Linked DNA regions of Homo sapiens: all the other regions are linked to region 1. The links are chromatin contacts, found by Hi-C or POLR2A ChIA-PET in ENCODE. All regions are on one chromosome and are shown on one strand. The core of a region is the stretch at or near the end of the contact, and the rest is flanking DNA. Distances in the headings are between cores, read along the strand shown. Region 1 holds the start of ATG7 (autophagy related 7). Region 2 holds the start of CHCHD4 (coiled-coil-helix-coiled-coil-helix domain containing 4). Region 3 holds the start of XPC (XPC complex subunit, DNA damage recognition and repair factor).

Region 1 (4,519 bases), core at 638-3,137:
TGTATCTTACTCATTTTTGTATTCCCAGCTTGCAGCGCAGTGCCAGACACACAGCTGAAGCTCAATAAATGTTTATTCTCTATAATGAGATGCTGGCTGGGAACGAAAAACGGAACCTGTGGTTGAGTAATGGAAAGTCCAGTACTCAGCTCTTAAAGGATTTCAAAATCATGTCACATGAGGGCAGGAAGGAGTTGGCCAAGATAAATGGAAGAGGAAGGGGAGATGTTCGAAGCAGCAGAAGCAAAGGGCTATAGGTGACACACACCTGCAAGCAGCTTAACAAGACTGGAGCAGCGTTGGGGGATGGGAAAGCAGTTTAGCAACATGAGCCATTCCAAGACTGGACTTTTCTTTATTCAAGTGTTAGGTCACTTCCTCAGGGAAGCCATCCCTGACTAGCTAGCTTTTATGCTTCCCCCCAATTACTGTCCATCCCATGACCCTGTACGTTTCAGAATCGGAAACACCTACCAACCCTTACTGACAATGCCGCCACCGCCACCACCACCACTATTATTAGAAGGTGCCATGAAACAGGGTTCTTTTTCTTCTTATTTTACTGATAGATCACCAGTGCCCACAATAATGCCAGGCACATAACAGGCAAATATTTGTTTTATTCATTCATCCAACAAATATTTATTGAGCATATATAATATGCTAGGCATTGCTCTATATGCTGGGGATATAACAAAACATGACAAAATTTGCTGTCACTGTTAAGTTTACTATGAGCAAATACATTAAATATGCTTAGCCTAGAGAAGAAAAGGTGAGAAGAGGAAGACAAACTAGCAGCTTTCAATGATGTATAGGGCAATTAAATGCAGGGGTGATTCCAAGAGCCTGAAGGAGGAACAGTGAGCTAAGATTACCGAGTAGCTGCTTTCAGCTCAACCTAAGAGTCAGAACTGGGGGAGGACCAAACAGGAGCAACCAGAAGTAGAAAGCTTTCTGTCACTGAAGAAATCTGGCCAGTGGGCAGAGGTGTCAGAGAAAAAAATCTAAGTAGTCAATGAAAAAGGGAGTCTGGGATCCAGAGGTCCCAAACTGACAGCCACAGATATGACTGGTTACAGTTGAACAGGGTTTTGTAAAAACTGAGTTGCCAATGTTTTTAAACGCCAGAATTACTTGCCAATTTTTAAAAAATGGCATCAGTCGCCAGTGTTTAAAAATCAGGAAACTGCACGCACGTGCACACACACACGGTTTGGCTTGTACTTCTCCAACATCATGTACGTTAGTACTGTACTTATAAAATTAGAAGTTTGACTCTATTTCTGACAAATGTTCTAACACCTATATTTACCTTACCGGATTGATTCTTATTGTGCATTAGTTTCTAACCCTGTAACCAAGGAATCGAGAATCTTCTTTCTCAGAAAGTAAACTTATTTAACCTCCTCACTTAAACAAATGGCGGATTATCATTCCCATTTTGCAGATGGAAAAGCAGCTTAGATGGGGAAGGAACGTGCCAGAGACAGCAAATCCAGACACAGCCAGGCTGGGAATCCAAATGTCCCATCTCCCGTGTTCCAACACTGAAGATTCTGAGCACTGCCTACCAAGAGGACAGGAGGGGCTGACTTAGGAAATCAGCACGAGCTTCCAAGTCAGAAGACCCCGGACTGAACCAGTCTGAGGGGACGCGGCTACAGACGAAGGGCGCCAGCCGGAATCAGTGAGTCCCTGGAGGAGGAAGGACCACCCAGAAACTGGCAGAGGAGGATCCTGAGACTTGCTGTGACCCTCGCCCTCCCTGGCGAGCTCGCCCCTTGACTCCAGGCCTCCAAAACCGGCCCAGCAAGACCCCACTACACCCTCGCCCGCCGCGGCTCACTTACCGCCGCTCAACTTCCGGCAACCACAGCTCTCTCTGAGGCGCGCGCCCCGATGACGCAACGCGGTCCTGCCCGCGCTTGCCACTGGGAAGCGGCGCGCGTGCGCAAAGGAGCAGAGGCATGCCGGGGAAATGCGCCCCTAGCACCGAGCTAAGTGGGAGGAACTTGAGTCGTGAGGAGGGCGGGGCATCAGGGGGCGGTGACGCCCCCGGGGGAAGCGATGGAGAGCGTCTCCCTTACCAGATGTCGGAATGTCTACATTCCCTTCAGGCTTTTAAGAAAGTGCCCACGTTCTCTCTTTTGATTTCAGAGGATGACAGGAATGATCACCATGGTCATTCTCCAGGAGAGGCGGCATCAAACGCAGCACAGGGGCCATCAGGGTGGCAGGTGTGGAGAGCCAGGAGATGAGAATTTTAGTAGGAAAAGGCCAGTGAACGTCGACAGTGACCAACCTGCCTTTTCTAAACCAGCCATCATTCTCACAGCTCCTCACTGTCAGTGAGATAAAGTTATTCCCTCTCAATACTTGGTTAGATACTCTGCGCGTGCAAAGCACTGGACAGGTGTTGAAGATACAGCAGTGATTATGACAAGTTTCTCTGTCTGGCCTGTAAGGCCTTTCACAAATTAACTCTGATATACCACTCTAGACTCATAACAACAAGAGCGATGACTGCTATTAATTAACTAGCCACCATGTTTTCAGGGTTTTACATCTCTAATCCTCACAAGAGTCCTGAAACATATCCCCAAGTTATATATGAAAGAACAGAATCTAAGAAAAGTTAGGTGGCTTGCTGAAAGTTAAAGGGCTTTTGGGCCAGGAACGTAATCTGAAGTTTGTTTGATTCTGGCAAATAAGAAAACAAATCCAGACTAATAAGGATACTTATTAGAAAGGATTACTGCAGGCCCGGCGCGGTGGCTCACGCCTGTAATCACAGCACTTTGGGAGGCCGAGGCGGGCGGATCACGAGGTCAGGAGATCGAGACCATCCCGGCTAAAACGGTGAAACCCCGTCTCTACTAAAAATACAAAAAAATTAGCCGGGCGTGGTGGCGGGCGCCTGTAGTCCCAGCTACTTGGGAGGCTGAGGCAGGAGAATGGCGTGAACCCGGGAGGCGGAGCTTGCAGTGAGCCGAGATCCCACCACTGCACTCCAGCCTGGGCGACAGAGCGAGACTCCGTCTCAAAAAAAAAAAAAAAGAAAGGATTACTGCAAGAAGTGAGAGAGGTGGGAGAGAAGGAACCGTGCAATAGCAGAGGGAGACTATTGCAATAGTGAGATCACTCTGACCAAAACATCCGCAGATGTTTCAATGGTTAGGGAAAAAGAGGGTTCCCCCACCCCCCACCCTCCCCAAAGGCAGGTAAACAAGGCTGGAAACAACCGAATATGGGAAGTGGGATGAAGGGGTGGCTTGATCAGATAGTAGATTAGAGAATGTTTTATCTTGAGGCCAACCTATTCTCAGTAGGGGTTGTGTGTGTCAGTCTCTGAGCCCAAGCTAAGCCATCATATCCCCAGTGACCTGCACGTATACATCCAGATGGCTTGCAGCAACTGAAGATCCGCAGAAGTGAAAATAGCCTTAACTGATGACATTCCACCATTGTGATTTGTTTCTGCCCCACCCTAACTGATCAATGTACTTTGTAATCTCCCCCACCCTTAAGAAGGTTCTTTTATAGTCTCCCCCACCCTTAAGAAGTTTCTTTGTAATTCTCACCACCCTTGAGAATGTACTTTGTGAGATCCACCCCCTACCCCCAAAACATTGCTTTTAACTCCACCGCCTATCCCAAAACCTATAAGAACCAATGATAATCCCACCACCCTTTGCTGACTCTCTTTTTGGACTCAGCCCACCTGCACCCAGGTGAAATAAACAGCCTTGTTGCTCACACAAAGCCTGTTTGGTAGTCTCTTCACACGGACACATGAGACAGTATGCTAGTTCAAGCTGAGAGTAGGTTAAAGTAAGGAGCCTGGGGAAAGGAAAGAAGCTTAACCCAAGTTTGGTTAATAAGCATTTTTTCCAACTGGTCAATGGAGACAAGCAGCTCTGTAATCATTTATGAGGCAAAGAATGGGAATTCAGAAGGACTGTGTTTGACCTTGCCACAGTAAACAAGGGAGGCAACCAGGAGTCATTTAAGTGACATGAGAATGGGTATTTCTTTGTAGTGAACATTTTCTGAAGCACAAAAAGGTTAAGAAAGATTTCTCTTTTTTGCTTTATCTTTTTTTTTTTTTTTTTTTGAGACGGGGTCTCCCTCTGTTACCCAGGATAGAGTACAGTGGAGTGATCATAGCTCACTGCAGACTCAACCTCCTGAGCTCCAGGGATCCTCCCACCTCAGCCTCCTGAGTAGCTGGGACTACAGGTGCATGCCATCATGCCGGGCTAATTTTCTCATTTTTTGTAGAGACTGGGTCTTGCTATGTTGCCAGGGCTGGTCTTGAACTACTGGACTCAAGTGATCCTCCCACCTTCACCTCACAAAGTGCTGGGAATACAAGTGTGAGCCACCTTGCCCAGCAAGGATTTCTTTTTCCTTTTTTTTTTTTTTTTTGAGACGGAGTCTCGCTCTGTCACCCAGGCTGGAGTGCAGTGGCACAATCTTGGCTCACTGCAAGCTCCGCCTCCCAGGTCCATGACAT
Region 2 (3,490 bases), core at 1-2,500, 2.9 Mb before region 1:
GAGAGGACGCTTGGGGACAGAGGCGGTGTCTGGAAATAGGGTGTGACAGGCAAGGGGAGAGCTGCTAGGACACTCTACCAAAGCAGGAGGGAGGGTGTGTCTGGGGCTGGCTGGGCTCCTAAGCGGGCCCTAGAAGCACTTTCACAGAGGAGGGGAGAGGTGAGTCACCAGCTTCTCCCACACCCAGCGCCCTGGTAGGAGGCGCTGCTTGTTGAATGAATGTTGGGCTTAAATAGTTTCCCGAGAAAGGCTAGTTGCAGGGAGAAGAGGCCTTGAGGGAACAGCCCTCAGCCAGGCCTCCTCCAACCAAATCCTTGCTAGGGGGAGGAGGGGCCCCGACAGTAGAGAAATGCTCCCTCTCCCCCAACTCCTTCGCTCCCAGCCCAGCCTAAGCTTTTTGGAGCATCACAGACTCGGTTTACAGAGACTCCCTAGGGCGGAGAGCTCTCTGCCCGCCTGGACAGCCCTGTCTGTCCATTGCTGGACAGCTCCACTTGGGCTGGATCGCCTTCCTCCCTCCCAAGGGACTGGCGCCCTCTCTGAGGTCGCGTCCAGCTCTCATAATGCGCAAGTTTCAGGGCCCCAAGGTACAGGAGGGAACTGGGAATGCAAGGAGGGGCCGCGGAGAGGCGTACAAGCAGATCCCAGTACGGGAGCAACACCTCCGAGTCCGCCTCCGCACGAACGCCGAGGACGAGGCGAGCCAAGGAACACGGACAAAAGAAGCCTGGACAGGCCGCGAGATGAGCAGAGGGATGAGCTGGCGAAGGCACAGACACGGCGAGCAGAGGGAGATGCGGGCCTAGCCGCACGGAGGAGCTCCAGGCGGCGAAATGGACCTAGAGGACCCCGGGGAAAAGCCCCAGGGCGACGGGGAAGCCTGGGTGTGGCCCGGCTGGCCCGGGGATACTCACATTCGCGGCCATGGTGGGACCCGGCTCGCTGCCGCCGCCTCGCGCTGTTCAGCTAGGAAGTGGGCTGACGACTGGAGCGTGGTGTCCAGCGGCCTCTTGCCAGCCCCAGCTTCGAAAATCCGCGTGGACTCCAGGGCCAAGCGGGACTTACTGCAGTTACCTCCCCCTGTGCCCAGTGTTTCTGCGCATGCGCGCGGCGAGACGTCCTGGAAACTATACGGTCCGGGACATTGCAGTACCTCATTGATGCGCCTGCGCACTGCAAAGCTTTCGGGGAAATGTAGTTTCTACTGCCTGGAGAGCTGTCGAGGAGCGCGCGACCTGCTGGGAAATGTAGTTTCCGGCTGAGGTTGGCCTGGCCGCGGTTGCGAGGGCGCCGAGGCAGGCGCGCGGCGGGCAGGCCTGGGAGGGGGCGGGTCCGCGCGGGCTTCGGAGGAGCCCGCCCTGCCAGAGGAGAGGGAGGTCACGGCGTAAAGGTGCAGCTGCCGCCACCGCCGCTTCTGCAAGGTCTCAGGGACGGGCTGCAGCCATGTCCTATTGCCGGCAGGAAGGTAGGGAGGGCGGGCTGCCACGGAGACCGGCCTACGAGGGCCTGCGGGAGACACGCGGGCCCCGGCGCCCCGCGACCACGCCGGGCGCGGGCCACCTGAGGCGCGGCCCAGGTGCCCACCCTGGGACACTCGGAGGCGGGCCGGCTGGGGGGTCGCTACTCCTGTTTTGCGGATGAGAAAACCGAAGCTCTGGGGGGAACGGGGCTGGTCCAAGGTCACAGTGAAGCCCGAACCCTGACCTCAGAGGGGCCTGTGCGTAGGAAGTCGTAAACTAGGTCCGGTTGGGGCACGGGAAGTGCCGAGCACGTTGCGTGTGGCTCGAAACTGGGAATGTATGGTGGTTAATTATCACTACCGCTCCTGCCATACCCCACGTGTTTACATTTTGCACGCGCCTTTAAAAGGCGCGTCCCGAAAAGTTGCCACTCGGGGTAGCGTGTGCTGTGCTGGAGTGCTAGGAGTTCCACTAACGGGAATGTTTTTGAGCCCCCTGCTACCTGTCAGGCACTGTTCAAGGAAACTTGCCTGGCTTGTCTCACAGATCTCGCTGCGACCTTTGTAAGTCAGGCTCTGTTGTTGGTCACATTTTACTGAAGAGTAAAGTTAGACACAGGAGACATGGCTAAAGCCACTCAGCCAGCAAATCGTGGAGCTGGGGTTTGAGCCTGGGCATTGTGACCCCAGAAGAGCCTTATCCAATCTAGTGCCCAGTGGATTGCAGGGAGAACCCTGCCTACCTCCCACCCCAAAGTTGAGCTCCGACCACCTACTGCTTCCTTGATGTTACTCTACCCAAGAGCTCAGAAGTACCCGAGCCACAGGTCGGAGGGCCTCCCCACACACTGCCACAAACTGGCTCCTTGGCCCTGAGCTCCCACCTAACCCCTCCAGGCCCTGGTATCCAGTGTTGTAAAATGAGATGTTGGGCTTCATTGATACGGCAAATACTCATGAAGCACCTTCTCTGCGCCAGAGAAGGGGGATGGATGGTTATAAAACTACAGAGAGAGTTGGAAGTCCCCCAGAAATTCTTTGGTGAATACTCCAGCTCCGTCAGTTAATTCAAGCAATCTGAAGCCCAGAGAAGGAGGTGGCCTACCTGTAGTTACACATCCAGTTAGGAGACTAGCTCAGCCTAAAATTCTGAGCCTTTTCCCTGGTGGCGCTGTCTGCTTCTAGAACCTCTCCTCCTCTGGGTCGTAAAGCCATAAGACTCACTCTTTAATGAGTACTATTATATTTCCGCTGATTACTACTTAATGTGTGCCATAAGCAAAAGTCCTCTGCCCTCACCACTCTTGTTTTTAATTTCGAGTCTTTCTCTAATTTACTTCATTTAGCAAATAATTTTTGAGCCTTTGGGTATAATGAGGCTGTGCTGATAAACAAGACCCTCCTCTTTGAGGATTTACAGGAGGCAGTTTTCTCTGGAAAGGGGAGGCTAGGTCCATCTGCCTCCAAAACATGGAGCCCTATCTTTTCCTGCTTCAAAGATCTCTCTTAGTTCGGAGAGGAGTGAGAATTGAAAGCACTCACTTATAGGCCTTCCTTAGTATTTATCTTGTGCATACCACTGTCCCCGTAAGAAGTCCCTAACTTCCCCCCCTCCGCCCCCCACTGATCCTTTATGCTTCCCATAGGATTTTTAAAAAATGATCCCAAACTGCTTACTGTATCAGAGCTTATGTGATCTGGCCCTGTCTGCCTTTCCAGCCTGGTCTCTTCCCACCCTTTTGCTGCCCAGCCTCTAGCCTCTTGGCTATTCCCTTGGTTTGGTATATCCTGCCTTCAGCTCTTCCGTGGCTGACTCCTCATCCTTTAACATTTAGCTCCAATATCACCTCCTGACCCTTTGTGTCTTTCACATCCTGAACTGTCTGAAATGACCTTTTTTATTTTTTGCCATCTTACTTCCTGCCTGTCTTCTCGCACTAAGCTGAGAGCATCAGATGGGCTGTGGAATCCCCAGCATCTAGCACAGGGCTTGGTGTACAATGGGTGCCCACATCTTTATTGAATCATGCA
Region 3 (4,775 bases), core at 1,728-4,227, 2.9 Mb before region 1:
AGTGTTGGTAGTTTGTTGCTGATAAAAGAAACAGGATTAGTAATGTAGTACTAGAGTCAGAGTAGTGCTTAAATCACTGCTATGCTGTGTGACCATGGGCAAGTTATTTAACCTTTTTCTGCCTCAGTCTCCTAATCTGTAAAATGGAGATAATAGTGTCTACCTAATACTGTTTTTGTGAGGCTTAAGTGATATACATGAAGGCTTAGAACAGAGCTTTTCACATAATACGTGCTATATAAATGTAGGTTAAAACACACATACATGAGAAGTTACACAGCAAAATAATCATGACTATACTTTGTTCCCTCAAAATCCAAACTGCCTGACCCAATTTCAGGGCATAGGGTCTCAGGGACTTTAGCTTTATCTCAAATATTATGTAATCATTGGAAAAACACTCACTTAATGCCTACCATACACTAGTCAGAATGCCAAATAGAGGTGTAGGTTTATGGGAAGATTATGAATTCAGCACAGGTTGAGTTTAGGCTGCCAACTGGTGAATAAGATAAATATATTTAGTAGCCAGTATAGAACACTGGTTGAAAGCACTGGCTTAGCCGGGCATGGTGGCACATGCCTGTAGTCCCAGCTACTCCAAGGGCTGAGGTGGGAGGATTGCTTGAGCCTGGCGAGGTGGAGGTTGCAGTGAGCCAAGATCGTGCCACTGCACTCCAGCTTGGGCAACAGAGTGAGACTCTTGTCTTTTTTTTTTTTAAAAAAAAAAAAAAAAAAAAAAAAAAAAAAAAAAAAGGCAAGCAAGCACTGGCTTTGGAGTCAGGCAGTCCGGGTTCAACTCCTGGCTGTGACCTGACATTTATGAACTGAGATTAAAAATCATGCCATCTGTAATTCTCAGATTCTTCATTTGTAATTGAGAAAGCCACAACCTTCTTTCTGGGTTCTTATGAGGATTAAACTAGTTAATGCATTTAAAAACAGTGCCAGGAAAACAGAAAATATTAATATTTAGAAATGGTTCCTATTGGCCGGGCGTGGTGGCTCACGCTTGAATCCCAGCACTTTGGGCGGCTGAGAAAGGCAGATCACCTGAGGTTAGGAGTTTGAGACCAGCCTGGCCAACATGGTGAAACCCCATCTCTACGAAAAATACAAAAATTAGCCAGGTGTGGCGGCACGCACCTGTAGTCCCAGCTACTTGGGAGGCTGAGACAGGAGAATCACTTGAACCCAGGAGGCAGAGGTTGCAGTGAGCTGAGATCACGCCACTGCACTCCAGCCTGGGCGATAGAGTGAGACTCCATCCAAAAAAAAGAAAAGAATAGAAAAAAAAAGGAAAAGAAAAGATTCCTATTAATATTATATTATTACAGAACTGCTGGAAACATTGGTTTTAGAGGTCAGGGCTAGGATGACTTGGGGTCACCCACATGGAAGGGATGGTTGCAGCCGCTAAGAGTTAGAAAGATTATTCAAGGAGAGCTTCTTCAGTAAGTACACAAGGCCAGTGGAGGAAGGTAACTGAATTGGTAACAGGCTCTGAAGATTCAAAAGGCCTGATGAGAGAAAAAAATAACCTAACTCAACTGGTCCCTATGTCCCTCAGTTCAACAAGTGTTTGTTAAAGGATCAGATAACCAACTGTTAGATTACAATGATAGAGAAGTCACAATCCCCACCCTCAAGGAGCTCATTCTACTGTGGAGAGGCATACAAATAATTATAATACTGTAAGAATATGCACATGAAAAAGCCCTACTGCTACCTAAGCCTCTGTCTGGGATGCCCACTGTCTGCTCTTTTCATCCTGTAGCTTTAAATATTGGCTTCTCAAAGAGGCTTCCTCTGATCATCTAACTCATTCACTCAAATATTTTTTGAGTGTTTCCAGCACTGTTCTAAACCCCAAAGACAAAAGAATGAACAAAACAAAATCCCTGCTCTTATGGCATTTACATTCTAGTGGGGAGAGATTCACATTAAACAAAGATGCATACATTTAATATGAAAAAATAACTCTCTATGAAGAAAAATGAGGCAGGGTAACCAGAGTAGCGGGAGTGCTATTTGGGCAGAAGTCCTCTCTGAGGAGGTCAGATTTCAGTAGAAAGTTTAAGTTGTGGCATGATCTCCAAAGATATTTGAGGAAGAAAAAGACCAGGTGAAAAAGCTTCTAGGACCATCTGTTATTCTGCATACCAGTTCCTTGTTTCCTTCACAGCACATCACAGTTCCTGGAAGTCTTACATATTTATATTTACTTTTATCTGTTCTCCTCGCAAATATAAGCTCCAAGTAATGGCAAGGATCTCTTATATGTCGATGTCAGTGTCCCTGGCCCTTAGAACAGTGCCTAACCATACAAAGCTGATGTTCACTCTATCTGCTGAATGAATAAATAATTGTTGCGCTCACTAATGATAACAACTCCTAACTTTATTACCTGGCTTTCTATTGGAATCCTGACAGCTCCATGAGGTAGCTAAGGATAATAATCTACAGATTTAAAAAAATGAAGCGAAGAGTGTGAGAATAGTCATCAGGTGGGCTTCTAACAGGAAAAGGTCTCAGGGCCTACGGCAAAATTCGGAGGGGGGGTTACGGAAAGGACAGGGTGGATTAGGCCATGGTGACTTGGAGAGAGGAGGCACGACTGGCCATTTTTCCTGAGTCTGGAAAAAGCAGCCTAGTACAAGAAGCTCCTTCGAGCGACCTCCTTAAAATACACTTACCTGGTCTACGTCGTCCGCCATGTTTCAAACCCTGCGCCCTTTCCCGCCTCTCGCGAGAACACAAGAGCAACGTCAATCTCCGGAAACGTGAGGATACAATACACCGGAAATAGAGAGAAACCTGTTGTGCTCTTTCCTGCTTCCCGCAGTTTTTTAGTGGCCACGGGTATGGGGTGGAGCTTCCTTTAGGGGCGTGACTAGGCCTCCAACGAAGGGGCGTGGCCAAGCGCACCGCCTCGGGGCGGGGCCGGCGTTCTAGCGCATCGCGGCCGGGTGCGTCACTCGCGAAGTGGAATTTGCCCAGACAAGCAACATGGCTCGGAAACGCGCGGCCGGCGGGGAGCCGCGGGGACGCGAACTGCGCAGCCAGAAATCCAAGGCCAAGAGCAAGGCCCGGCGTGAGGAGGAGGAGGAGGGTGAGAGCGAGGCCCAGCGGGCTTCGCGGGAGACGCCGCCGGTGGGCGGAGGAGGCCCAGAGGCAGGGCGGGAGTCCAGACGCGGAGGCCTGGTGGAGGTTGCTGCGCGCGTTCCGCGCCGTGGGGGCAGCCCGGCAGGCTGCGGCCGGCCCTCCCCGCTGTCCCCGCGTCTTTGTCCTGCGCACCCAGAGCGGTTTCCCGCGAGCTTCGCCCGATCCAAGCTCCTGCGTAGCTTTTTTCCCGCTCCCCGTTGTCCAGAGGATACAGATGTTCAGGGTTGAACTCGGAGAAGGCAGTTATTTGTGTCCCAGGAAGACAGACGGACGGACCAGGACGTAGAGTGATGCAGTGTGCTGACTCCCGAATGATAACTTCAGCTGAGTCTCACCCAGAGTTCCACAGTGGGATCCCACCTGACTTCCCCTCATGGATATTTGATAGGCTTCTTACATTTGTCATGGGCAATGCAGAACTCATGGTTTTCCTCTTTAAATCTATGCTTTCCTCCGTTTTTCCAGTCTCAATACTTGTTATAAAGCAAAGCCCACCTTTTTCTTATGTCCACACATCCAGTCCGTCAGCAAGTCCAGTCAGTTCAGCCTCAAGAGTGTATTTCAAATTTGTCCACTTCTCTTCATTTCCATGACCACAGCCCCTGTCCAAGTCATCATCACCTTTCAGTTGAGTGACTGCAGTTTCCTCTTTACTGGCCTCCCAGCTCTGCATCCAGCAACCCAAATAATCTTAAAAAAAAAAAAAATCATGCCCTGCTCCTGCTTTAAACTCCCCTTGGTTTTCCATTGCTCTTAGCTTAAAATCCAGTTGTTTTATCCTGGCCTACAAGATACTACATGTTTTGGCTCTTGCTACCTCTCCTGTTTCTCTTACCACTTGTTTCCTTGCCAGATACCCTCCTTATTGGCCTCCTTTCTCTTCCTCAAATATGCCAAGTTATTCCTTGAGTCTTTTCCTTTGATGTTCCTTCTGCCTAGAGTGAACCCCCCATGGCTTTTACCAGGGCTGATTTTTTCTATTTCTTCAAAACTCAAGTTAGACATTCCTTGAGCAAACTAAGGTGGTCCTTCCCAGATACCCCGCGGATACTAAAACCTGTGATGCTCAAGTACCTTATATCAAATGGCCTAGTGTTTCCATGTAACCTATGCACATCCTCCGACATACTTTAAATCATCTCTAGATCACTAATAATACCTAATACAATGTGGATACTATGGAAATAGTTGTCATGCTGTATTTTTTAAATTTGTATTTTTTTTCCCGAAATATATTCATCTGTGGTTGGTTGAATCTGTGGATGCAGGGCCCGTGGATTGGTAGGGCTAAATGCTAAATAAATATTTTATTTATTTTTTATTTTTTTCGAGACAGTGTCTCACTCTGTCGCTGAGGCTGGAGTGCAGTGGCGTGACCTCCGCCTCCTAGGTTCAAGTGATTCTCCTGCCTCAGCCTCCCGAGTAGCTGGTGTTACAGGTGCCTGACACCATGTCCGGCTAATTTTTGTATTTTTGTATAGATGGGGTTTCGCCATGTTGGCCAGGCTGGTCTCAAACTCCTGACCTCAGGTGATCCGTTTGCCTCGGCCTCCCGAAGTGTTGGGATTACAGGCATGAGCCACTGCGCCCGGCTAGTAAATATTTTAAAT

The links. Hi-C counts contacts between places; a loop is a spot of excess contacts on that map. ChIA-PET counts read pairs that join two places held with the same protein, here RNA polymerase II (POLR2A). Pooled maps may share reads with other maps.
Region 2: a map of OCI-LY7 shows a loop between it and region 1 (11-fold over the local background). The contact joins the promoter of CHCHD4 here to the promoter of ATG7 in region 1. A Hi-C loop is called at or near these places in 3 of 168 maps with a recorded cell type or tissue (CD4-positive, alpha-beta T cell, CD8-positive, alpha-beta T cell and OCI-LY7) and 6 of 50 pooled maps.
Region 3: a map of naive thymus-derived CD4-positive, alpha-beta T cell shows a loop between it and region 1 (15-fold over the local background). The contact joins the promoter of XPC here to the promoter of ATG7 in region 1. A Hi-C loop is called at or near these places in 2 of 168 maps with a recorded cell type or tissue (both naive thymus-derived CD4-positive, alpha-beta T cell) and 7 of 50 pooled maps. POLR2A ChIA-PET finds 5 or more read pairs at or near these places in 2 of 52 experiments (K562 and activated B cell).

What each region holds. Positions count from the first base shown.
Region 1 is chr3:11,269,765-11,274,283 of GRCh38, reverse strand. It overlaps ATG7 (autophagy related 7), which reads right to left and starts at 1,887. Exons shown (of 21, transcript NM_001349232.2): 1 at 1,854-1,887. RefSeq lists enhancers at 1,102-1,691, 1,840-1,969, 1,692-2,283, 2,240-2,289.
Region 2 is chr3:14,122,630-14,126,119 of GRCh38, reverse strand. It overlaps CHCHD4 (coiled-coil-helix-coiled-coil-helix domain containing 4), which reads left to right and starts at 1,250. Exons shown (of 3, transcript NM_001098502.2): 1 at 1,250-1,465. The coding sequence starts at 1,444. TMEM43 (transmembrane protein 43) reads right to left here and starts at 1,068. Exons shown (of 12, transcript NM_024334.3): 1 at 915-1,068. The coding sequence starts at 926. RefSeq lists enhancers at 434-723, 156-890, 824-1,023, 891-1,625, 2,394-2,493 and 1 more and silencers at 1,214-1,773, 1,784-1,833.
Region 3 is chr3:14,176,803-14,181,577 of GRCh38, reverse strand. It overlaps XPC (XPC complex subunit, DNA damage recognition and repair factor), which reads left to right and starts at 2,977. Exons shown (of 16, transcript NM_004628.5): 1 at 2,977-3,112. The coding sequence starts at 3,010. LSM3 (LSM3 homolog, U6 small nuclear RNA and mRNA degradation associated) reads right to left here and starts at 2,761. Exons shown (of 4, transcript NM_014463.3): 1 at 2,697-2,761; 2 at 1-18. The coding sequence starts at 2,717. RefSeq lists enhancers at 2,668-2,717, 2,818-3,167 and a silencer at 3,218-3,337.